Linked DNA regions of Mus musculus: region 1 is linked to region 2. A link is a loop called in an ENCODE intact Hi-C map of the cell type or tissue named here. Cell type or tissue: left cerebral cortex. All regions are shown on one strand. Each heading gives the region's core, and the rest is flanking DNA. Links, peaks and the distances in the headings are about the cores only.

What was found. Hi-C counts contacts between places; a loop is a spot of excess contacts. Peaks named below come from ENCODE experiments on the same cell type or tissue, not always from the same donor. Only the 100,000 strongest peaks of a DNase experiment are listed, where the experiment ranks them.
Region 1: a loop joins it to region 2, with 2.8 times the contacts of the local background. A loop is called at or near these places in 2 of 42 quality-filtered maps.

What each region holds. Positions count from the first base shown.
Region 1 is chr8:113,244,824-113,257,359 of GRCm38, reverse strand. No RefSeq gene overlaps it. Among named protein-coding and RNA genes, the nearest start is that of Gm29896, 110 kb to the right of the region's middle. In left cerebral cortex, for the core only: no CTCF peak of the experiment used is centred there; a DNase peak (open chromatin) is centred at 6,909.
Region 2 is chr8:113,108,104-113,120,639 of GRCm38, reverse strand. No RefSeq gene overlaps it. Among named protein-coding and RNA genes, the nearest start is that of Gm29896, 26 kb to the left of the region's middle. In left cerebral cortex, for the core only: a CTCF peak has its summit at 8,762 (motif pointing left); a DNase peak (open chromatin) is centred at 6,284.

The sequences.
Region 1 (12,536 bases), core at 4,716-9,715, 140 kb before region 2:
AGTCCTGATGGGCTTGCTCTGATAATAGATTGCAGATTATACAGTTTTATACAAGTGGTCTCATGATTGTGTAGTTGTATGTTGTATGTATGTGTGGAAGGAGGGTCTAGCTTCTATATGTAATACTTCTCATTAGATTCATTTATATTTTTAATATCTTTTAGGCACATGAGTACTTTGCCTGTGTGTGTTTGAACATATGAGTAACTATGCCAGGTGAACAGAGAGGCTAGAAGAAAAGAGTTAGATGTCCTGCAAGTGGAGTTATTGATGGTTGTAATCAACATGTGACTTGTGAGAACCAAATTATATATCCTGGAAGAACAGCCAGTTCCCTTAACTGCTGAGCTATCTCTCCAGTGCCCACCCCATTTTATTAACAATTTCATAATATGTATATAACATGCTATGATTATCCCCCTGTACACACACACATACACATACGTTCTCTTTTCTCCCTTCCTCCCTATCAGCATCCATATCTGTCTCTTCCAGTCTCCTTCTAAAAGTCATGGCTCTGGATTTTGTTTTGTGACCCATCTAGTTTAACCTGGATCAATGAGACCTCCTGCTGGAGCCTGGTGGCATTCTCAGTGGGCACACAGCTAAAGTCAAGGACTTTACCTCTCCTTCAGTCTATCAGCAGCAAGTAGTTCAGCAAGGAGGGATGGGGCCCACTAGGCCCTCCCTTCATCCATGTCATACTGTCCAGGAGCCCATACTTGTGCAGACCCAGTGCAGACATATGTGTTGTGTGCATCAGTACTTCATTTTGTCTATTACTGAGTTACCACAGCCGTTGTCTGGATTCATGGAATGTGTTCATACACTGAACAACTGATCAATATTTCAGTTGTTTTCTGTTCTGGGTCTATTTTATACAAAGCGACTATTATATCAATGCTCATGCATAAACATTTTATTCAAATATGCTCTCAATTCTTATTGATAAACACATAAGAGTGGCATGCCCCACTATATGTGGATACAAATTTTACTTTTGAAATATCGTTTTCATTGATTAGCTTTGTTACTTGACATGGACATCATGTATTCTTGTTTTCTTCCCCCCTCTCTCTTATCTCTGTCCCATCACTATTAAGGCCCCATATCTATACAAGACTCTTTCCAAGGTTCATAACCTTAAGTTTTATTTTTGACTTATTAAGTATAGCTAGGGCTATTTGAGTTCCAATGTTGGGTTAGGAGCACCCAGTTACACTTGGTAGAATCCTTGGAACATACATGACTAAATGCAATGATTTCTCTGTTCCCTGAATGGATCTGTAACAGCAAACACTGACAGTTAATATAACTGTAACACACAAATAACACTGAAAGATGGGGGGGGGGACTGATTCACTATGAAGGAAGGTCCCAGTATTCCAAATTGGCTGCACGATTTTGTACCAAGAGCATCTGAGAGCTCCAGTCATATCTCATCCCCATTGACGCTCAAAATTGGAAGTCTTAAAATCTAGATTTTTCAGGGTTCTCTCCAATGGCACACATTCTCTCCGATGGCAGAATAATTAATAGCATGAATTTTTCTTATAGAAGATCTGAGATTGATTCCCAGCACCCAGGTTGGACAGCTCATAGTCTTATGTAACTCTAGCTCCAGGGGGTTCAATGACCTCTTCTGGCCTCCATAGGCACAGCGTGCTGTGTGTGGTGTGTGCATGTGTGTGTGTGTGTGTGTGTGTGTGTGTGTGTGTGTGTGAGACAGAGAGAGAGAGAGAGAGAGAGAGAGAGAGAGAGAGAGAGAGAGAGAGAGAGAGTTTAAAAATATAAATATTCTAATGGAGGCAGAACAGTATCTACCAGTTTTACTTTACTTCTTCTTTTAATGTAGTATGTTAGTTATATCCCTAATTATATAATTTGACATCATTATAACTGGTACTGCTTTTAATTTTAATTTTTGTTAGCCACTGGTGTGTGAAGATGCCATTAATTTCTGTATACTGATCTTGTGCTCACATTACTATATTTATGAGTTTCAGGAGATATTTTTGTAGATTTGTAGAATGTTCTATGCAGATATTTATACTTGAGGATACGGTTTTATGCCATATTTAGCATACTTTTCAATAGATACCATTTGGGCCAAATTGGGCATGGAAGTCTTCTATGTCCTTCCAGATTTCTGTGTAACTCATGAATTGTTGAGAAGAGAATGTCTGAATATTTAGATATAAGGCCAGCAAGATGTCTCAGCTGATGAAGACATTTTTGCCTAGAAAATCTGAAATTTTGAGTTCTCAAACTGTCCCCTGATTCCCATACAGGCCTCATGGATAACACACAATGCATACAAAAAATACACAAACACACATACATGCATATACATACAGGCACATGGGCATGCACACACACAAAAACACATGCACCTCCTCATATGCACAGGCATTTGATAAGAATGTTTTGGTTTTGAGTCAAACATTTTTATCCTCATGTAGTAATTGCTTATTTTTCTTGTATGAATTCTGTTGAAGTCATGGGAAGTTATTTATTTCATATTATCTCAATTTTGGATTTATTGATGACAATTTTTGTTGCATTAGGTTTTGCTTAAAGTAAATAGAATACACATTTAATTTATAATACTCTAAGTTCTACACTGTATACCTTTTTCCTTATGATATAGATATATTGCAGTTGTGTTTAGGGATAAAAATACTCAGAGAAATAAAGGACAGGTTTTCTTCATGGACAGAAATCCTGGTTAGGGATTTTAGGGGAATTCACTAGATTTGATGTTTTCCACAAAATGGGATGCGAAGACACAAATCAATGTATTGTCCACAGACAATACCAAGTCCTAAGGTTACATTGTCTATGTAAAAATCACCAATGAGGGAAGAGTTGAGATATTTTTCCTTGTTTAAGTATAAACATCTAATCAACAGTCCCCCAATTACTCTCCAGACCACTAGGATAGGCATCACACATGAGCATCAATCATGTTACCAGTCAGAGATGGATCTGCAAGGCGGCATCTCAGCTGGGACCCTGCAGCAGAATTTGGATTCCTTTGGCTCCTTGCATTAGTCACTCCAGGAGAGCAATTCACATCCCATAAATCACGGTCAGACGGTGACTCATAGGGCTGTCTGAAATGTACTCATCTTAGTCTGTGTGCTAGAATTAAGGAGGATCTGAGCCTGTCGCTGTGACGGGTGTGTCTGTGTAAATGTGGTTCTCAAGGTACAGATTTAGTTCTTGCCATTTTAGCATTACAAGAACACCAATAACCTTTTAAGACATTCTACTGGGGCCAGATCAGATTTCCTGTTGCCTGGGTCTTTCAGTTGGAAGGAATTAAAGGTGGAATTCTTAGACTGACATGGTGTGTGTACATATCTAGAATTAACTACTTCATTTTATATGCTATTTATTTACATATTCATGTGTGTATGTCTAGGGGTACCTCAAGAGTTCAGAACAGAGGTTTTAGATTCCTTGGAGCTGGACTTGAGGAACCAGATGTGGGTGCTGAATAGAGGAACAAGTGTTCTTAACTTCTGAGTCCTCTTACAGTTCCTATAACTTGTTTCTAAAGCATCAAAAATGGTGCCAGATGGCTTAAGTTCATTTCCTGTATCTAGACAAAACATTATATAAATGAATTGTTAAATGTTTTTTTGATAGTATTTATATAATCAAGAGAATTGCCTGGCGAAATTAGGAAGGCATTTTTATGATAACCAAAGAATTATTAGTTTTAGTTGTGAAGGTATTTGACAATAACCAGTCAACTTTGTCAAAGAGTTTACAATAGATTGGGTGAAAGAAAAAGTATAACTGCAGTTCACATATTGCCACTATGTGTATACACACACACACACACACACACACACACACACAAACACACACATGTGCGCATGCACATACATACACACACATATACACACTCACAGAAGCACACACACACACATGCACCCTCTTTCTCAAACACACACACAAACACACACATATGCACATACTCTCTCTCTCTCTCAAAGATACACACTAATAGATGGGGACCCAAATGAGATTGACCCCATTAAGCTCATGTCTTTGAATACTTGGTTCCCAGTTGGTAGAACATTTTGGGAAGGATTAGGAGGCATGGCCTCTTTTGGAGGAGGTGTGTCACTGGGGGTATGGGGTGTGTTTTGAGGTTCTAAAGGCTCCTGTCATCCTCCATGTCCTCTCTCTATCTCCTGCTTGTGGTTTGAGGTATGAGCTCTCAGATGTCTGCTGACATACTTTCCCTCCACCTTCCTGCATTCTAACCCTCTAGAACCAAGAACAATTACATGCTTCATTTTGAAAATTGCCATGGCTATGGTGTTTGATTCAAGCAGTAGAAAAGTAACCAACACAATGTATATTATATATTATATTACATATTATATATTCATATATGTATATACAAACAGGCAGGTGATTATCACAACTTGAATCCATTGGAGACATGGCAAGAAGAATTTTAGTGCTGCCTATAAAGGAGAGTACAAACTCTGACTACAAAGGAGATGACAAAGAAAACAGGCCAATTTCCTAGTCCAATCTCTCTTGCTATGCAACTCAGCCTACTTGAGTCTCTACAGCAGTTTCCATATGGTTTAGCAAAAACAAGAAATTCCTCTAGCATGTGGCTGTCTTTTGAAATAGATGTTTAACTTGCAGCTTCACAAACTGATTTCTTTTAAAGAGACATATGCTTAGTGGCTCTTGCCTTTCAGTTTCAGAAATTGCTTATTTCGCTGTGGTGGCTGTTTACCATGCGAGGTCTGATGATGGCATGCTATTCCCCTGTGTGTCCACTGACAGTAAATGTGATGGATATCGTCCTGGGAATGGCTTTGATTTTATTCCCTAGATGGTGATTCAGAAATGCTTATTATTTAGGTAAACTATAACACACACACACACAAATCCATGAAATTGTCTTTAAATGTTTCCTCAGAAAAGTAAGATTGTAGAGGGAACCAGGAATGTTCAAATCTTCCCATGTTTGTGGCACTATAGTATGCTGCGACACTATACTATGTTGTGGCACTATAGTGTGTTTGTGGCACTATAGTATCTTGTGATATTATAGTATGTCTGTGACACTATAGTATGTCTGTGGCACTATAGTATGCAGTGGCACTATAGTATGTTTGTGACACTAGAGTATGCTTGTGACCCTGTCACCTGCTTAAAAGCTTAGTCTATATTCAGTGTTCGATGAACAAATAAAAATTAGGAATTTAATTTTATTTCATGTTATAGGTATAGAGGGTAGGAGAATGCTATTATGGAGCATAAAACTGTTTGTTTGGACTCCTGTGCAGACAGTACAGTCATAGTCAGTCCCTAAAGTTTCGGTTTATATGAAGACTTGTTGATATGACCATTCTACCATTGAAAAATCTGGCACCATCCTTCTAAGCAGAAGAAGTATCAAGAATAGAAGTCTGGAGATGGGCAAACTTTAACCCCTTTAGGAAGTGGAAATGGGCCAGAGAGTTGGCTTAGTGGAGGAGTGCTTCCTCTTCTTATGGAGGACCCGAATTTGGTTCACAGCAGCCATGTCAGGTAAGTGAGTAGTCCCTGTAACTACATCTCCAAATATATGTCATAAACACATATAAATCTTCCTAATCATGAGTTTAAATTTAAAAATTAAAAAAAGGAATCACATGAAACTAAAATCATCTTTGTACCGAAGGGAATAATCAGCAGGTTTGAGACAGAATGGGAGTCTATAGAGAATAAAGAAGGACTTTTCAGTTATTGTTTTGACAGAAAATTTATATTTAGATTATTTTAAAAAGATTAAACAGAAATGCACACATAATCTGATTAATAAATGTAAAAGTGAACTGCGATGATGTTTTCCAAATGAAATTGGAAATGAATAACCTGAAAAATATAGTTCAACATCTTCAGATGTCAGAGAAATTCAAATCAAAACTATATAAAGATTTCATCTGACCACAATTAAATCAATTGTGATCAGGGAGATAAAACAACTAAGGTCAGCAAGGGTGTCAGAGAAAGACACCTTTGCACACTATTTGGTAGAAGAATCAACTGATCTGGCCACTATGGAAATTGTGTAGAAGTGTCTCAGAAAGCCAATGATAGAACTATTACAGGCTCCTGCTGCACTGCTCATGTGTATCTACCCAAAGGAATCAAAGGCAGAGTAAAGAAGAGATACTTGTCTGTTCATATTACGAGGAAATTACCTACAATAACATGGAAGCCAGCTAGTGCCTGTAAGGGAATGGATAAAGAAAATAACGAGCACTTGAGGACATGTGTGCACACACACATGCAAACATATGCACACACACATGCACATGCATGAACAGACACAGGCACACACATGCCCTTGTGCACATGCATGCATGCCCACACAGAGGCACACACATATATGTATATATACACAGTTGAGTATCACTCAGCTATTAAAGAAAGCTAAATCATGCCATTTGCAGGAAAACTAATAGAAACAGAAGCCATGTTTAACAAAGCAAGCTGGACTCAGAAAGCCAAGTTCACACACTTCCTCTTTTTGTGTGGAGTCCACTGAAACAATTCATGGAAGTAGAAGGAAGACAGTGGGAGACTATTGGGAATAAGACATGTGCTAGTGGGTGGGAGGGTGACAGAACTGGGTAACACGGAAGATACGTGTAATGAAAGCACTTTACAGACATGAAGATGCTTTTTTTCAATTTAACACATTCTAGTGATAAGAAGAAACAGTACCCAACTGTTGAAGCTTTAGATAGAATGTTTTGACTCAAGGTGGAGTCATTCAACCAGCTGACTTTGTTTACTCATCCTTCTTGGCCTCACAGGAATACTGGCTGAGCAATCCACCTAACAAGAAGAAGATGCTAATTCTGGTCTGGCTCATCCATGCCTGTCCTTCCAGTGACTCACCGTCCTTTGCTGTCTAGTCTCTGTGATCAGTCTAATCTAGAAGCAGTGGTAGGTGGTGGTAGTCACTTCCAAAATGAAGAGAAGGAGCAGTTTGTTTGTTTGCTCATTTGCTAGTCCCATCCCGGGCCAAGTTGTAAGGGAAAGCCACCTGTGACATCACAGTCCTGGGAAGAGCAGACTCAGTAAAGAACCATGAACTCCACATTAGTCATGAGTGACTTGGATTGCCTGGGGTAATGCATGTTTCTTTTTACTGCTAGAATATATTAAACTGACAAAATCCTGGGGTTTACATCTTCACACATGTATGTAAAGTATGTTCATCACACACATCCCCTTCTTAACAATGCCTATCCACTGGCATGTTTCTTGATCCTCATAAGCAAATCCTAAAACTGCAGCAAACCTTCAGAAGTCTTGGCCTCATTGCAATCTCATGGATGATCCAGAGCCCTAAACAACCCAGGTAAACCCTTTCTGAATCCTTGACCCTCACAAACCATGCTACCGTTCACATTGAGTTTTTAAAAATCTTTAGACAAGGTCTTATATGTTCCAGATAGCCAGAAACTCCCTCCACACCTGAATATCTCCTCCTGCCTCTAGCTCCCAACTTCGGCGACTGTTAGTGTGTACAACCGTACCACTACCTTATGCTGTCCTACATCCAGTGCTCACTGCTTGCTAGCTATGTGATCTCCAACCTGAGCTTTATCCCTGACACCAGAGTCATATTTTTTAAAGCTCCAATCAATATTGTATTCACCAACACCTAAAATAATAACTAATATAGGACATATGTCTTGAAAGGCTTGAAACAGCATCTTCAGTGTTTATGTTATCCACCAGAAACTACTTTTCTAAAAAACAAAACAAAAAAATAGCTCTTCTTTATACAGAAACCGTATGAAATTCAAATATCTTTAAAAGTTAATAAAGTCTTAATGTCATTTAATTATCAAATACTCAGGGCACTTACTTTCCAGGTAAGCCCCAAGCCTCAGATATGGGTGTTTGCTGCAGAATAAGATAGCTCCAACTCATGTAGAGAGATACTGCTCCATTTCTATAGCATATATGATCTTTAATATGGAAGCTATAGAGAGTAGTGCTCATAAAAATGCTCCCTCACATGCAAAGTTCCTGAGCATACATGGAGATGCAAACACAAACAGCTTCTGTTTTTAATGTCCACCTCTTCCTTCTCTAGGGGACTATGTATTTTAATAATCTAAATATCAGTGCAGAGGTGAAGTTCAGTGGTTAGAGCACACACGTGAGCAGGCATGCAAACACAAAGTACGTAAGATAAACACACAATTAAAATGAGATGGAGAATTTAAACATTTGGCATCTGTCTTTATCCACCCTTTAATTAAAAATACTGAAATGGTCATGGTATTTTTTATAAGTTTCCCACATAACTGAGTACAGTATATAAACCTGAAGGTGATATCCAATGCTTCACACTCCAGACATCCATACTTGTGTGTAGTCTCCTTTCCTTGAGGCCAGAAAGGCCCTGTAAAGTGCTTTTAACCAATGGAGGATAGCAAACATCCCCAGTGTCACTTCTATAATGATACTGCATTATAAAAGAAAGACTTGCTCAGCTGACTGGAGCTGGGGACTCTCCTTGTGAATCTAATGAGGTCAGTGGTCATGTTGAAGATGTCCTCACTCTGGTTAGGAACTGCAGTTGACTTCTAGGGATTGAGGACAGCCTCTAGTCAACGGTCAGAAATAGTCAGGAGCTCACACAGCCAAACAAGAATGAAAGAATTGTTCCCCAGTGAAGCCTTTTGATGAGAATTAGCCCACTGGCACTTGACTGCTACTTTATGACATCACGAACAGGGAACTAGCCAGGCCATTCCTGTTCTCCCGACCCATGGAAAAACAGGGAGAGCACACTTCTGTCATCTTCTAAGTTTGTTCTCCTCCCCGACCCCCAGGACTGAGGATTGAAGGTATGGCCTTAGACATGCTAAGCAAATGCACCTATGCTGAGCGATATTCCTAACTCTTTTCACATTTCAGACACAGTCTCACTAAGGTACCCAGGCTGTCCAGGACACCCTCTGCAGTGCAGATTGGCCTTGAGCTGTGAATCTGACCTTTCTGCTTTAGCTTTCCAAGTAGCTAGAGTTACAGGCCCGAGCTTCTAGAGTTTTGATAGCTTGCTACTCAGCTATGAGAAAATATAATACATATTGAGATTTATTATTATGGTTATCCATGCTCCTAACCTTATGCATTTGTTTCTATTTTTGATAATAAAATATTATGTCTTTGTTGTTGCTATTCAAAATAAATTTCAGTTCTTTCAGAAGCAGCAACAATGGTAAGTGAAACAATTTCTTTACAAGAGCAAACTCTCCTTTGACTATTTTCATAATACTTCAGGAGAAGGTGTCCACATGCGTTTTCTCTCCGGATATTAAATGACAACAAATGCTACACTATATTAACACTTCTTATTATGGTTTTATATGCAGATAAACCAAAGAGGAGCAGGAAGCAAAGATCATTTGCTGCTGCTTGCTTTGGAGCTTATGAATTTTACTATACAGAATGTGATCATGGGAACATGGATGCTGATCACTGATAGAGTTCATAGGTATGAGGTCTTGGGTTCAGTCTCCAGCCACAGCATACCACCAACACCATCAATGAAAATGTATCCCTGGTAGGGGAGGGGTCCTGATACAACGAATTGGGTTAGTTACCATGGGGCAGAATAATCAACTTCCATTTATCAGAAAGGATTGACAATCATCTATTCATGAGCCACTTTCATTATCAACCTGTGGATGCATGATGATGCCTGTGTTTAAACAAATAAGTATGATTTGCCTGATTTCAGTATGGTTTATGCTTTTATGCAAACCTCAAACTTTTATTTGAGACCATGTCATTTCATCTGCTGATTTGTCATAGCTCAAGTGACCGAGGAGGTCTAGGGTGAGCCAATATCCTTAGGACATGCATGATAGGAATATCACTCTCAACTCATAGTAGCTGTGCTTGCCTGCCTATGATTGGTCCAAAGTCAAGCCAGTTACTATACCAGCATGGGAGAGGGATGGGATTACAAGCTCCCATCTGTGGTGGAGGAGCTATGCAGATGGATGCTAGGGGTGGGTCAGTTTCCCTTATGGCTGTGGTTCTTGACCATATACAGTAGATGGCCCCAGACCCATGCATGTATGGGCAGCTGTAAATGGACTCAGCGGACTTCTCTTCCCCTTTCCTCATCAATTATTCAGCTATACTCAAGTATAAATGTTCTATATTAGTTTTGATTCCCCAATAACTGTATGCAGGAGGTAACACTGTGTTCAATCTAGAGGTGAGGGAACCGAGGCTTAATACAATCAGCATTGAAGCAAACAGCATTGGAAATTTCAGTGGAACAAATGGTCAAAAGAGAGCAGAAATGAAAGGGATTTTAAGAAATAAAAGTAGAGAGATAACAGTGACATGGAAGAGGGTATCTGAAGAAGGAACATTGATACAACTTATATCTTCAACCTAGGGTCTGGCAAGATAACAGATGTATCAGATATAAAATACATCAATATGAGAGCTACTGGAGCTTACAGCATCGGAGGATCATTTTCCTGTTGGATGAAGATATATCATAAATTTTTAAGTTACAGTTATTTCTTACAACTGTTTATTTATTTGAGTTGGGGGACGTACATGGAATGGCATGTGCTTGGATGTTAGAAGACAATGTGACAAAGTTCATTGTGCTCTTATTCCATGGCGGTCCAGAGGATCAAATGCAGGTCATCTGGTATGACAGCACCCACCTTTTACCCACTGAACCATCTTGACAGCACCTTCGTGTGGAATATCGATGCCTGTATATAATGATAATCCATTATGGTTAGAAGAGATAGAGAGTAAGAAAAACAATTCTTCTGGGGGTCTGGAAGGATGGCTCAGTGGTCAAGAACAGTTGCTGCTTTTCCAGAGGACTTGGGTTGAGTTCTCAGCACTCATACAGTGGCTCACAATCATTTGTAACCCCAGTTCTAAGAGATCCGACACCCGATACTGGCCTCTGCACACCTGTGCACATACATCCACGCAGGAAAAGCATTCATATCCATAAAATAAATCTAAGAAAACCACTTAAAAATAAAAATAATTCTAGTCCAGGGAGACTGGATAGCCAACAGCAGAAATATGAGGAAGCTCATGTCAGAAAGTTTTTGAAGTTTAAGAACATCAAATGAAATAAAGGCAAAAAATGCCAAGATAGAGGATTTTCTCTTGGACACGATTTTTCAATCAAACACAGTAATTTATTTAATTTGGTGAGATAGCCAAATAGCTGAACTGCTCTTATTCTTCCTGATTGAAATTGAAAAACTCTTCAAAGAGTACTATTAGTTCCTGTGGGTTACTTTATTTTAGAGAGTGATCTGCAGGCATTATCTGACTGGAAAAATCTCAGCTACTTACATTTGCACACACCAAACTGCCTGCCACAACTGGGCCGAGTGGCAGAGGCCTAGATGCTCAGAGGCAGAGACAGGAGGATCATGAGTTGAAGTACAGCCTGGGTTATATAGTGAGTTCAAGACCAATGTAGGCAATTAATAAAAAATACCTATCTCAAAATAGCAAGTAGAAATATGGCCAGAAATGTAGTTGAGTGATTAAGCACTTGCCTGACACTGGGGACCATATGGATGGCCAGGGCTATGCATAACTGGGCCCACTATTCACTGAATGCAGTATTCAGGAGAGCCAGCTCCGTTACTTACCAGTGGCAGCACTTGGGAGAGCCAATCCTGCACCTCGTCCAGGCAGAATGAGTGAAGCTGGCCCTGGTGGTGGGATATGGGTAGGCTAGCCCCTATGGAGTGAGTGTTGGAGAGCCGACCTTACCACTCATCTGCTGTGAGGTGGCACAGGAGCAGAGGTGATGTCCCCATGATCCACCCCTCACCAACCCCAGCAGTTGGAACAACTGCCCACAGAGTCATGAACCAAAGAGAGCCAGACCTACCTCTCACCAGATGCAACACCCTAGACAGCACAGTAGGGCGGGCCAGGCCCCAGGGTGAGAGCTCAGGCGAGCTGGTCCTACTATGTGACTGCCATGAGGTAGCCTGAGTATGGTGGGTGATGACTTCTCCTGCCCCCACCACTGTGGCAGTCAGGAGAATTGGCACTGAGGTCATAAGAGCAAGTGAGCTGGCCCCGTCTTTGCTTGCTGGCATGCAGGGAATGGGTCTATGCAACTTCATCTGGGCAGCCCTGGTGGCCCTGGTGGAGGGACCACAAGTGAACCAGACTGGAGGGCAAGAGCATAGAAGAGCTGGCCCTACCACCTGTCTGGTGTGAGGTGGTGTGGGTATTGTGGTGATTCCCTCTCTCTCACCTCTGTCCCCTAATACCATCTGCATTTGTCAGGAGAGCTGGCCCTGGAGTCAGGAGAATAGGCAAGCTAGCCCTTGCCTCTCACTGGCTGTAGCACTTAGGAGAGCAGACCCCTGCACCTTGATTTGGCAGCACAGTGGAGCTGGCTCTGGAGGGTGCCAGTGAGCCAGCCATGAGGGCATGAGAGCCGTAGAGCTGACCCTGCC
Region 2 (12,536 bases), core at 3,771-8,770:
TTACAAAGAGACCAGCTTCACTCTATGGCTGTGTGGCTTCTAAGTAATACTGAGCAGTACTCTCATCAAAGGATTCTGGGAAGCTTTCTCATTGGTCAAGGGTCAAGGATGTGGATTATGCTGGAGCCTGTCTTAAGGTCCAGACTGGGACACTGCTTCTCTCTTCCCACTCAAAGATAGCTCTTTTTTTTCTCTCTCTAGATAATGGAGACTTCCCATATATTCATCTTCTATAAGATTCCATTCTAGCCCACATCCTAATTCCCAGTGACATCCTTCCTGAACACAAGTCACCTTGGTTAAGCTCTGAAAATATAGAAGCAATGTCTGGGATTTAGTGAAGAAAGCCCATACATAGTTCTGTCTTCTCCCAGTACCCTCCAAAACCCTATCTTCAAGTAAAGTGTAGAATGACAGCAGAAAGCCCCAGGAGAGGGTTGCAGTCCCTTCATGCTACAGATGCTTTTGGTTGTGCAGGACAACACAACACTGATACCTCATACACTGATACACTTGGTATCTGCAAGCCTAGCTTCTAAGCATGCCATATATTGGCTCAGTTGATTCTCCCAGGAATCCAGGAGACCTGCAATGGTAACAGTCCCCACTTGCCGAAGCTAAATAGTGTAGTCATTTGGTATTCATCAATTAAATAGAAAACTAGTTTTTCTTAGGAAAGGGGCAAATGATATCAGCCACCCAATAGCCAAAGGACCCCATTTTTAACTTCCCTGTGCATATATGTATGTATAACTTGTTGAATGCTAAATGATTGAGTTCATAATTTGATTATTATTCTCATTTGGCTGTCATTCTTTTGAATCAATAAAAAAAGCTTCTTTTAAAAATATCTTGGATAATAAGGCATGGAAATACTGCTCATTTTCAACCAAGGAATGGAAAAGGTGGGTCACGAGAAGATGGAAAAGCAGGTCCATTCATCTCTCCAAAGACAGTCCTGTTAAATCCTAACTATTATCAGTATTCAGTGCAACTAACCCTCTCATTCTTGAAGCCTGCCTGTAGCTTGTGTATCAACTTCAGGGCAAGAGGGCAGCACTTGACTGGAAGTAACCTCACATACACTAGCAGGCTATAAGGAAAGATACTTTATCTTGTTCCCTTATGTATTAATAGCATGTTGCACACTGCTTAAGATAGAGAAAGAGTATAATAAGTTTCTGTTGTTTTATTTGTTTGTTTGTTTGTTTGTTTGTTTATTGAGACAGTGTCTCACTCTGTAGCCCACATTGGCCTTGAACTTACTACATAGCCCAGGCAGGCCACGGAATTCACAATTCTCTTGTCTCACCCTCCCAAGCTCTGAGAGTGCAGGCACGCACCATTACATTCAGTAAAGTGATTTTTTTTAATTATTAAGTAACTTGTGAGACTACCGCATAAGTCTAGCAATTGATTTAATTGTCAATATATTAATTATGTGGGAAGACCAGATGGGGTCTTATGTGCTTACTTTAGAAAAAGGAAACTTTTTGAATATATTGTGGATTTTGTTTCTAAATCATAAAATTATAGCAGTAGACCAGGGGGATTTAGTGATTTGATGAGCCGTGGAATTAATTGCTTGCTCTGCCCACTTTCAATTACTCTCCCCCTTGTTCAGTCTGTTAAAGATGCTAGGACAGTTTGTTTTACATTTTAAATAGCAGGTCAAATCACCTTTCAGTGTAAACAGGGAACTGTAATCATTCAATTTGGTAGGCGAAACAGTAACCAAGGTAGGCGATGAAAAAAAATCTCCCATATACAAATTTGAAGCAAATGTGCAACCTAGAAAATATCCAAGCATTCCATATTTTCTGATACAGTTCCCTAAAGACAAAGACAATGTCTTTGCCGTTATTTTATGATCATTATCAGTACCAGTGACATTCTGACAAGCTTCTTTAGGCCCTCTGGGAAATCTGTAGAAGTTCACTAAACTTTTCTCACAGAGCACAACTCTCTTAAAACTAACAATGCAACTATTTCAATCATTATTTCTTAGCATGCCTACTTATCACTGACAATAGAAGTCTATGAGCTGGGTGTTCCCTTTAGATGGCAAAGAAAATATGGGCCTTGTGGGGCATGCTTGAAACGCTGGACTTAAGAGGTAGGACAGGGCAGAAAGACATCAAGTTGAAGCAGGCTTGGGTTATATCAAGCGACCCCGCCTTAAAACAAACAGAATAAACAGGGGATGGGAATGTAGCTCACTGGTAGAATTATTTCCTACTACATGCCAGCCTCGGGCTTGGTACTTAGCACTATCAAATTTTTTTGTTGAGAGAGAGAGAGAGAGGGAGAGGCAGAGACAGACACAGACACAGACAGAGAAAAACAGAGACAGAGAGACAAGCAAAGACAGAAAGAACACAATGTCCGGACCTTGTTAATATTATTGCAAATAATACCTACATCTCTTCAGTCTTCAGATAACTTCAAACTATCAAGATAACAACAACAACAAACAATTCTAAGTCATGTTCAACTTTCCTACAATCCAAAATAAATCTTCCTTTTCATGGCACTGCCTTATAATTTCATCAAAGAAAACTGAATGTATGAGCACCTATAGGGTTAAAGCCATGTCTCTGAACACAAAGGGCTTTCTGCTTGATTTCCTGAGTTCAATCCTCACCACCTACATAAACAGGTGAATTTCAGTGCTGGGGAGGCAGAGACATGAGGATCCCTGGAGCTTACAAGCCTGACAGTATAGCTGAACCTGGTGAGCTCTAGGTTCAGGAAGAGACCTTACCTTAAGGAACATGATGGAAAGAAACTCAGACAACTTAGTGTTGTCCTCCAGCCTCTATATGCATGCACACACACACACACACGCACACATGTATATCCACACCAAAACACCAACTAAATAGTTAAACTATTTAGAATAGCAGCATACAAAAGCTATCTGGACCTTATGATTGTCTGGTATCAGAGCCATGTAAAATAAGACATCACTCACTAAGAGAAAACAACATCTAATGGCAGCATCTATTTAACACGTTTGTCATTCAGCTCTGTGTTTTCTAGGTTCCTAGCCAGCCTCATTTCTCCAACAGTGTTCCGTTTCAGAGTTAACAACCTGGGACTCGACACGACAACAATTAAATCCAACTGCTGCACGTCCTTACCTGGCCAAAGGGCAAGCAAGAAGCTGAATCAGATTCGAATCAGGCTGTTGGGAATCTGGACTCTGTGCCGTTTTCTCTTCGCCTCCTTGACCTCTACTCACACACTGCTAACTCTGTTTTGGTTTAGTCATGTTGCTGGCAAATTGTGCATTACACCAACAGCACAGGCTGAAGCATTTTGCCACTTAGCGGCTGCATTAAACTCCACAAAATGGCTGCATTCCTTGTAGAGTGACCATTCCCACTTGTCCTAGTTAGCATTAACAGTCAACTAGACACGGCCTGGCATCACCTGAAGAGGACCTCAGTGGAGTATTTGTCTTTAATTAGGTTGGCCTGTGGACAATTTTTTGCAAAAGGCCCAGCTCACTGTGGGTCAAGCCATTTCCTGAGCAGGTGGGCCTGGGCTACATAGAAAGCTAGCAGAGCATGTGTGAAAGCAAACCAGTGAGCAAGCTGACAGACAGCTCTCCTTCAAGGCTTCCGACTTTTCTCAGTGATGGGCTGAGATCCGGAGGTGCAAGGAAAAAAAAAATTAATCCTTCTCGTTTCATGGTTGCTTTTTATCACAGCCACAGAATGAAACCACAAAAACATTACCATCTCAATTTCTGGTTCATTTAGCATTCACCCCTGGGAAAGGTGTCAGACATATTCTGTGAAAACCTATGAAATTCAGGAGTATGGTATTGCTCTTCTGAGAAAAATTTTACAAAGCAGAAAAAAAAAATTAGACTGTCAAAAAAAACCCACTTCCTGGTTGGAGTTATAATCTCTCTTAATTATTTTTATTGCTGCCCAGCCTCATTGGAACATTTTGTTTGTTTGTTTTTGGTTTTTCGAGACAGGGTTTCTCTGTGTAGCCCTGGCTGTCCTGGAACTCTGTAGACCAGGCTGGCCTTGAACTCAGAAATCTGCCTGCCTCTGCCTCCTGAGTGCTGGGATTAAAGGCGTGCGCCATCATGCCCAGCAATTTGAACTTTTAAAATAGAAAAGTGTTCCTCTCCCACCAACTTTCTCTAATGATCTAGGCTAGCAATTTTGTGCAAGGGACGAAGTGGAAACTTCTTTCTTTGGAAAGTCAGTTATGTCAATGGACAGTTCACTGAAGCAGGCACAGGTGAAAGGATGATTTGCTAAAGCAAACATGTGAAAGGATGAAGAATTCTTCATGGCACACATGCATTGGTTTGCTTTACATTGTGTTGTGGATCTCCTCTTGTCGTGACTCCAGAGAGAGAAATGCACTAAAAAAATTAAAAATAAATAAATAAATAAATAATAAATAATGTCTAGTGGTGTTCTGGCGGCTTCTTGCCACACTGCCTTGGTCTTGGGCCGATTGGCAAAGTGATGTCAGGTGATAACAGACTCACATGGTGAGGCAAGGCCCATTGGAGGACACATGATGTTTGGAGGGAGGATAAAGAGGACTCAGTGGACAGTGACAGTGGCTTGCTTGCATAGCTAGCTTTACAACACTCCACTGGTCTCTCAGCTTTGCAGAGAGAGGTACAGTCGAGAGCTTCTCCTGGCATCCCTGGTGGTCCTTGGTTGCTCTTGTTGACTCGGGCCAATTGGGTTGAGTCCTGGCTCTATCTGCTGGGTCATGCCACCTTGCTGATTTGTGTTTGCTAGCTTAACCCTACTGAACTGGACCGATGGTATATTCATGAAGTAGTGGGGAATGGATCAAAGCTGCCCCTGCTGAATCCTGTGAGCTGAACTGCTGCTGGCTTCCTGACAACACAGATTGGATTTGCTTCAAAGTACAATTTCTATACAGGCCCACTTCTCCCAGATCCCAATAGCCTTTCTTTTCCACTACCTCTGGTGGGTGGTGAGCTGAAAGGGAGGTTAGAGCCTACAAAGGGGTTCCATGAGACTAGATTTCTTCCTTTTATTTATTTATTTTTCTTAAAATTGTACCAGAAGTGTTACTTTCTTCTTGCAGCTTTGCATAATCCTAGAGGTTACATACAGGTCCACCAACCCTGGGGCAGCATCCCTCTTACCTGTAGACTAACCGTCATTAACAATAAAGACTTCCATGTCTGCCTGCATAGATAGAATGGAAGCCCCCAGCAAGAAGCTCTCCCTCTGTGTAAGCAAGCCCCTTATCACTTATGTTGCTATCATCAATCTCTTCTTTTTTCTTTTGAGTCAGGGTTTTCCACTGAAGCCCAGGCAGGTTTGGAACTCACAGCAATCCTCCAGTTTCAGCCTCTTCAGTGTGGGGAACACAGGTATTTAATTAGCTCAGAACTCCAAGAGGAAATCCTTCATTATGCTGGGAGGCCTGTGCCTTAGAGTTGTACAGTGTATATTCTCACCCTTTCCCCAGAAGATACGTTATCGGGATTTGTACTCATAGACCCACAGTGAGTATTGATGGTTAAGGGGGACTTGAACTCCAGACTCTGCAAATGTACTCATCAGACACAGATGGCATTACAACGGAATATGGAAGTGTGTTGAACATGGGTGTGCTACTGACAACTGAACCAGATGATTACTGGGAAAGGGTCATGTGAGCAGAAGTGCCGTGGGAACATCCCATCCACTACAGGATATTTAACAGCACCCTTAGCCTTTGTCTGCTGGATTCCCTTAAGCCCTCCCTAGTCTTCACAATCAGAGATGCCTCTCATGTCATCAAATATGGTCTTTAGTATTGCAACCTCTTCCTCAAGAAGAAGTAGACTATACTAATTGGCACCCTCACTTCTGGCCAGTCACATTGCCAGTGATAGAGTTTTTGTTTTTTTTTAGAATAAAAATTCCAGCAGTGTTTCTCTTATCCTAATACTTTTTAACCAAGTCCCTGTGTCTGCAGAATTTATAATTTGCACTGCAAATAATGACATTGTAGAAAGAACTCCTGAGATATTAGCATTGTACTGTGTCTGCCAAGAAGGGCCACTCTGACCTCAGTTAGTGAGTTGACCTCCCTGGATTCCTTAGTCCTTGATTTCAACAGCCAGGCTAAATGATTTACTACACTCTTCTTACTCACAGCCTGGGCTCCGTTATACAATCCAGTTATTCATGCAGATTCGGAGAGACTGTCTTCATGCTTGGTGCTATGTTCAGGCCAAAGCTATTTTTGAAATATTTAAGAAATCATATCCATCTGGTCTGCAACACTTTCTAGGAATCAGCATTTAAGCAAGTGTCCTTCCTCTGTGCTGACATGAAGCCCTGAGCCAACTTCCCACATCACAGTACTTTGAAATTAAGTTTGTTCTTTTGCAGCAGTCTAAAGACTGAGCTGTTTCATTCCACTTTATTTTTTATGAGATCGTGTAGCCAGTGAGATGGCTCAGCAGCTAAGAGCACAGGCTCCTCTTTCAGAAGACTTGAGTTGTGTCTGCAACACTCGTGTTGGGTAACTCACAACGACCTGTAACTTCAGCTCCAGTGGATCTCAAACCCTCTTCTGGCTTCCTTGGGCCCATGCAGTAATGCGCGCGCGCGCGCACACACACACACACACACCAATGAGAATAAAAGATGTCTTTAAAAATTGAGATTCTAAATCTTATTAATTTACCATTTCCTGCCATTAAAAAAATGAGTAAAAATTTCCAAACCTAAACCCTGTCTATAGAGTAGAAATAACAATAGGGGGGAAAAAAGAAATAACAATATGTCTTCCAAAATAAAATTTAATGTTTAGCACCATTTCTATAGTATGCAAGCATTTTTTTGGAAGCAAGTGCAGTTCTGTGAGGAGATTCTTCTTTAGGTACATACAAGAGTGGGGATTCTTGTCCATGGCCTAGATCATACAAGAGTGGGGATTCTTGTCATTATCCATGGCCTAGATCAGAGGGATTGTAGTGTTCTTGACTTTGTAATGCCAAAAGAATTTAGTGCCCTGACATAACGTCAAACTAGTAAGAGCTGGCACACGCAGGCTTCTGTGACATATGCATATAGTTTTACTTGATGGAAACTGTGGCTCCATTGACCTACATGCAAACCAACACATTTACTTCTTGTGCATGATCTAGATTAAGTTAAAAAATATAAATTTCTCTTAATTTGCCTAATTTGCATACAGTGTCCTTTAGTTGTAGCATTTAATTAATATTGTAGCTCATCAAAAGTGCTGAATAATAATATTTGGACAATCCCTAATGGCCACATGTTAATTCAGATTTTTCATACCAGAGAAATTAAGGCTCAAAGTGGTTGTGTTAGAACCTAAGGGTATCTATGTTTGTGATTATTCCCCAAGCTGCTAATTATTCTCCTAATATATGATAAGTAAAAGCAACTTGAATGCAAAACGCATCTTATCACGTGACACCTTTACATTCCTGTCACGTGGATGCTCAGCCCAAAGAACCTAATAACATGTGACCATGAAAGCTGATCTGTGCACACAAGAGGATGGTAAATGAAATGTGGATTTAAAATGTTATCATGCATTCATGGATGAAACTGATGTTATGGAAAACTAAATGCGATTCAACCGAAGAAGTACTCAGGGAATGGCTGGAAGTTAGGTTGGACTGTAACCCAGCAGTGGGCTCACCTTAGCCCACTAGGACCTGGATGTAAAAGAACATGTCGACCTTAGGACTCCTTTTTCAAAATGTTTTATTTTTTGCTTTTTTTAAAAAATAAAAATAGATTCTTACAATACAGCCTGATTATGTTTTCCCCCTCTCCCTGCTCCTGTCAGGACCTCCACACCTCTCCTCTCATCAAGATCCACTCCCTTCCCGTCTCATTAAAAAAAACAAACAGGCTTTTGAGGGATAATAAAGTTAAATGTAATATAATAATATAATGATATATAAGAAAACTTATTGCATCAGAGTTGGACAAGACAAGCAAACAGAAGGAAAAGAGCCCAAGAGAAGGCACAAGACTCAGAGATCCACTCATTCACACACTCATGAATCCCATCAAAACACTAAACTGGAAGTCATCATATAAGGGCAGAGGGCCTGGTCCAAACCTGTGCAGACACTATGCATGCTGCTTCAGTCTCTGTGAGCTCATATGAGCTCTGACCATGTAGAGTTAGACGGCTTGTTTTCTTGGTGTCTTCCATCTCCTCTCGCTCTTACACTCTTTCTACCTCCCTTTCTGTGGGGTTCCCTGAGCCCTGTGAGGAGGGATTTGATCCAGACATCCCAGTTAGGGTTGAGTGGTCCAAGGTCTCACTCTCTGCATGCTGTTTGGCTATGGTGTCTGTAGCTGTCCTCATCTACTGCAGGAGGGACTTCTCTGATGATGGCTGAGTAAGGCACTGATCTATGAGTACAGCAGAATGTCGTTAGGGGTCATTTTATCGCTGCAATAGGTTTGTTTATTTCTGTGATAGAATAGTAGTATTTGGTTTTATCCTAGGTCTCGGGGTATCTAGTCTCTTGTCCTTGCTACCCAAGCAGTTTTGGGTATTGGTTCCATCTTTATTTTGAATTCTGTATATATGTATATCTGGACTCATGAGTGAAGGTACCCTCAGAGGCCAGAAGAGGGTGTTAGATGCCCTGCAGCTAGAGGTACAAGTGGTCAAGAGTAATATGGGTGCTGGAAACTGAACTCAGGTCCTCTGGAAGAGTTGCAAGCAGAAGTGAGAATTGAATCACCGCCCCCTGGTGACGGCCCTTGAGAACTGCCCAAGAGTTTCTGACACTTAGAATTGGTAAAAAGCTAAGTTATCAGAGATGGGGGTTAAAGAAATCCAATAAAGCGTACCGAAAATATATAAAAGGACCCAGTTTATGTAGCAAAGGTGCTTACACCCTTAGGGTGAGGCGCTGAGGTAGACAGACTGATATGATTACGGAGATGGAGGGAACTTTGGCTTCAACACTTTTGGTAATTCTTAAAATCCCCTGAGGATTGACAGAGCCATAACTTTTGGTAATAATATTCATGTTACCACATTACCGATAGCTTCCAACATTAGCGTGTTCTCAAGACACAGATTTCTGGATTATGATTATCTGTTAGTATAGCTTTATTAGAAATCCTCTATTGTTTTGCTATGAGAAAAGTCAAAGTGTGAAATTTGATTATAATTGATACAATTTCCATTTAGAGTACAGAGAATGAGGTCATAAAGAAAGACACTAGGGGACCCAGCACAATAATTATATAACAGTAATCAGAGACATTTTGTAAAGGTTGTATTTTATTTTTACTCATGTGTACAAGCCCCGGTTCCCTCAGAGACTAATGTAGTGCATGGATGGATTCTCCTGGCACTGGGGTTACAGGTGTTGTGAACTGAGATGTGGATGCTAGGAGCCATTGCAAGAATAGTGCATGCCTTTAACTTCAGAGTCATCTTTCCATACCCAGAAAACATCTCTCTCTCTCTCTCTCTCTCTCCTTTTTGGATCCAGCTGGAATCAGCCTAAGAGGAGAAACGTGAGTGCTGTTTTGCTATTTTGTTTTTATTTATTTATTTTTTTTTACTTAAAGAAAGCGTTTCATTATGTAGCTCAGGCTGGCTGTTTCCTAGACTACAACGTATTAAACTATTTGCTAATTTTTATTCCTTATTAGAATAAATATAAATACAAAAGTTTCCATGAGAAATGATTTAGGAGTGTTGGGATGATTTTAAGCATAAATGTGCTTAGGATATTTTCTCTCATGCCAAAATAAAAACAATGGTGGTCAGTTCTTTATTTTTATTAGGTACTTATTTTTCTTTGTTTTTAATTGCAAGGATATATGTGTACCTGGGTGTTGACATGTGCACATGTGTGTAGGTGGCCACATTGTCCAGAAAAGGGTATTAGATTCCCTGGAGATGTAATTCTAGGTGGGGGTAACTTGAGTGGATCTCATCCACAAGAGCTGCACATGCTCTTAACTGCTGAGCCATCTCTGCAGCCCCTAAGCCTGGTCATTTCTGCAAAAGGCATAAAGTGACAGACATGAAATATTTTTGTTTATTCTCTCTCTCTCTCTTTCTCTCTCTCTCTCTCTCTCTCTCTCTCTCTCTCTCTCTCTCTCTCTCTCTCTCTCTCTCTGTCTCCTGAAATGCATGAAAAGGAATCTTTGCATACATTTTCTACTAAGCTAGGTATATCCTGAAGACCTTACCTTTAGCAATCATTTAGTTTGACTATGCAAACAAGCATACACTGTATTTGTTTGACTGTTTTGGCATGGCCTTTTGAAGTACAGAGTCTGCATTGTTCTTTGTGCCAGGTTTACACTTATACATAATTAGATAGATAATTAGCCTAACATGTTAACAAATCTCATAGAGAAATGTGACTTTCACCTGACCTCAATCCCATTGCTACAAGGCTACTCCCTGTGGTCCAGCCTGCTGGCTTCACAGTAATATGGGTGTGCCATGCTATGGCTGACAATGGAGCATTTTGAACCTGCCAGCCTGCCCTTCCCTCCTCCTTGGGCTAGTTCATATCTTTTCAGCTCTCAGGTCAGGGGCAAGCTCTGCCAACCACATTCTCCACTGCACAGTCTCTGTACTAAGTTGCTGTTTCTGTTTCTCTGCAGTGCATATCCTCTAATGATCTTGCTTATTGATTGTTTTCCTTGCCTGTCCTCTTGCTTCCTCTACCAGCATGTGGCTTTCAAGGAGGCAGGTGTTTTGTCTGTCAGGCTCACAGTTGAGCTCCTAACTGGACACTTCCTGGTGTGTGGCATGCATTCACACATCATTTTCTGGATAAACAAATGAAAGAGAATCCTCCTACCATACTCAATGGAGAGATAGGATGCCAAGCTTCCCTCCCTAATTCCACACCCAATATCACTGTATTTTTACAGCCCTTCCTCCGTGCAAAGTAGACAAGATGTTAATAACCCATTCTTCTCAGTGTTTGCCAAGTTCTTGCAATTTATTTCTAAACTTTCTGTTTCTATCTGCTTTACAGTCTCACATAGATGTTTGCTATGGTAGGACCTCATATCTAAATACCACTTTACTATAGACAGTTACTTTAAAATTTAGGAGAGAGAGAGAGAGAAAGAGAGAGAGAGAGAGAGAGAGAGAGAGAGAGAGAGAAAGGAAGGAAGGAAGGAAGGAAGGAAGAAAGGAAGAAAGGAAGAAAGGAAGAAAGGAAGAAAGAAAGAAAGAAAGAAAGAAAGAAAGAAAGAAAGAAAGAAAGAAAGAAAGAAAGAAAGAAAGAAAGAAAGAAATGGTTCTGTTGATACAGTGCTCTCCTGGCATGCACAAGACTATGGCTTCCATCCCTAGTATCACATGGGGACATGGTAGTGCATATCTGTAATCCAGGCACTCAGAAGGTGGATGCTGGATAATCAGAAGTGAAAGGTTATCCTTGGCTACATAGTGAATTCCAGGTCACCCTGGGCTACATGAGACCCTGTTCTATCCTCCTCATAAAAGGAAAGCAACAGGCAGAGGCAGGCAGATTTCTAAGTTTAAGGCCAGCCTGGTCTACAAAGTGAGTTCCAGGACAGCCAGGGCTACACAGAGAAACCCTGTCTCGAAAAACAAAACAAAAAACAAAAAAAAAAAAAAAACAAAAAAAAAAAGGAAAGCAAAGAGTTCCATTCTTTCACATCCTTCATCACTGGGAATTTGCAGCTCTTCCCCCTTTGGAAATAAGGTTATTTCTCCTGTGCCTGACTCCCTCCTTGTTTGAGGATATGTGTTGAGGAGTAGAAGTCAGCGATGATGGTGAGGCTGTTACCATGCAACTGTTTCTCTTAGAAACTCCTGGCCACCTTGGGGAAGAGTCTGGAGAGCCTGACTCACAGTCAATTTAAAGAGGTCAGAATCCAGGTGAGATCATACTGCCTACCTGACTCACTGAGTTAACATAGATAAAGTAGTGTTGTTACCTTGGGGAGGGGGAGGGACTAGTAGAGCCCAGACTAGCTTCAAAATCCCTAAGTAGCTCAGTATGACCTTGAAGCTCAGGTCCTCTTGCCTCTATCCCCTAAGTACTAGGATTATGACAATGTGGCATAATATCACTCTGAATGTGTGTGTGTATGTGTGTGTGTGTGTGTGTGTGTGTGTGTGTGTGTGTGTGTGTGTGTAGCTGGGGATGAACCCTTAGATCTTTTACAAATTAAGCAAGTACTCTACCAACTATGCCACATCCCCAGCCTTACTGTTTTCAATGGATAAATTTTAAGGTGATTTGCTGTGCAAATAGATGCCTGACAGAGAACACAGTATCTAGATGTGAGATGTTACCATAAAGAAATACATAAAATTCAGAAAAGTAGCTGAGAAAACAAAGAGCTGGGAAAGAAATTACAAGACCCTTAACAAAGCCTGGAAAGTGACATTTGATCAGTTCTGGAAATAGGGAGTTTATTGTAACAAACAACAGCCAAAATTGCTGCTCATGGGTGGAAAACAGAAACACCACATTTAAGGAATGCTAAGTTCTGAAAAGACATCCTCCA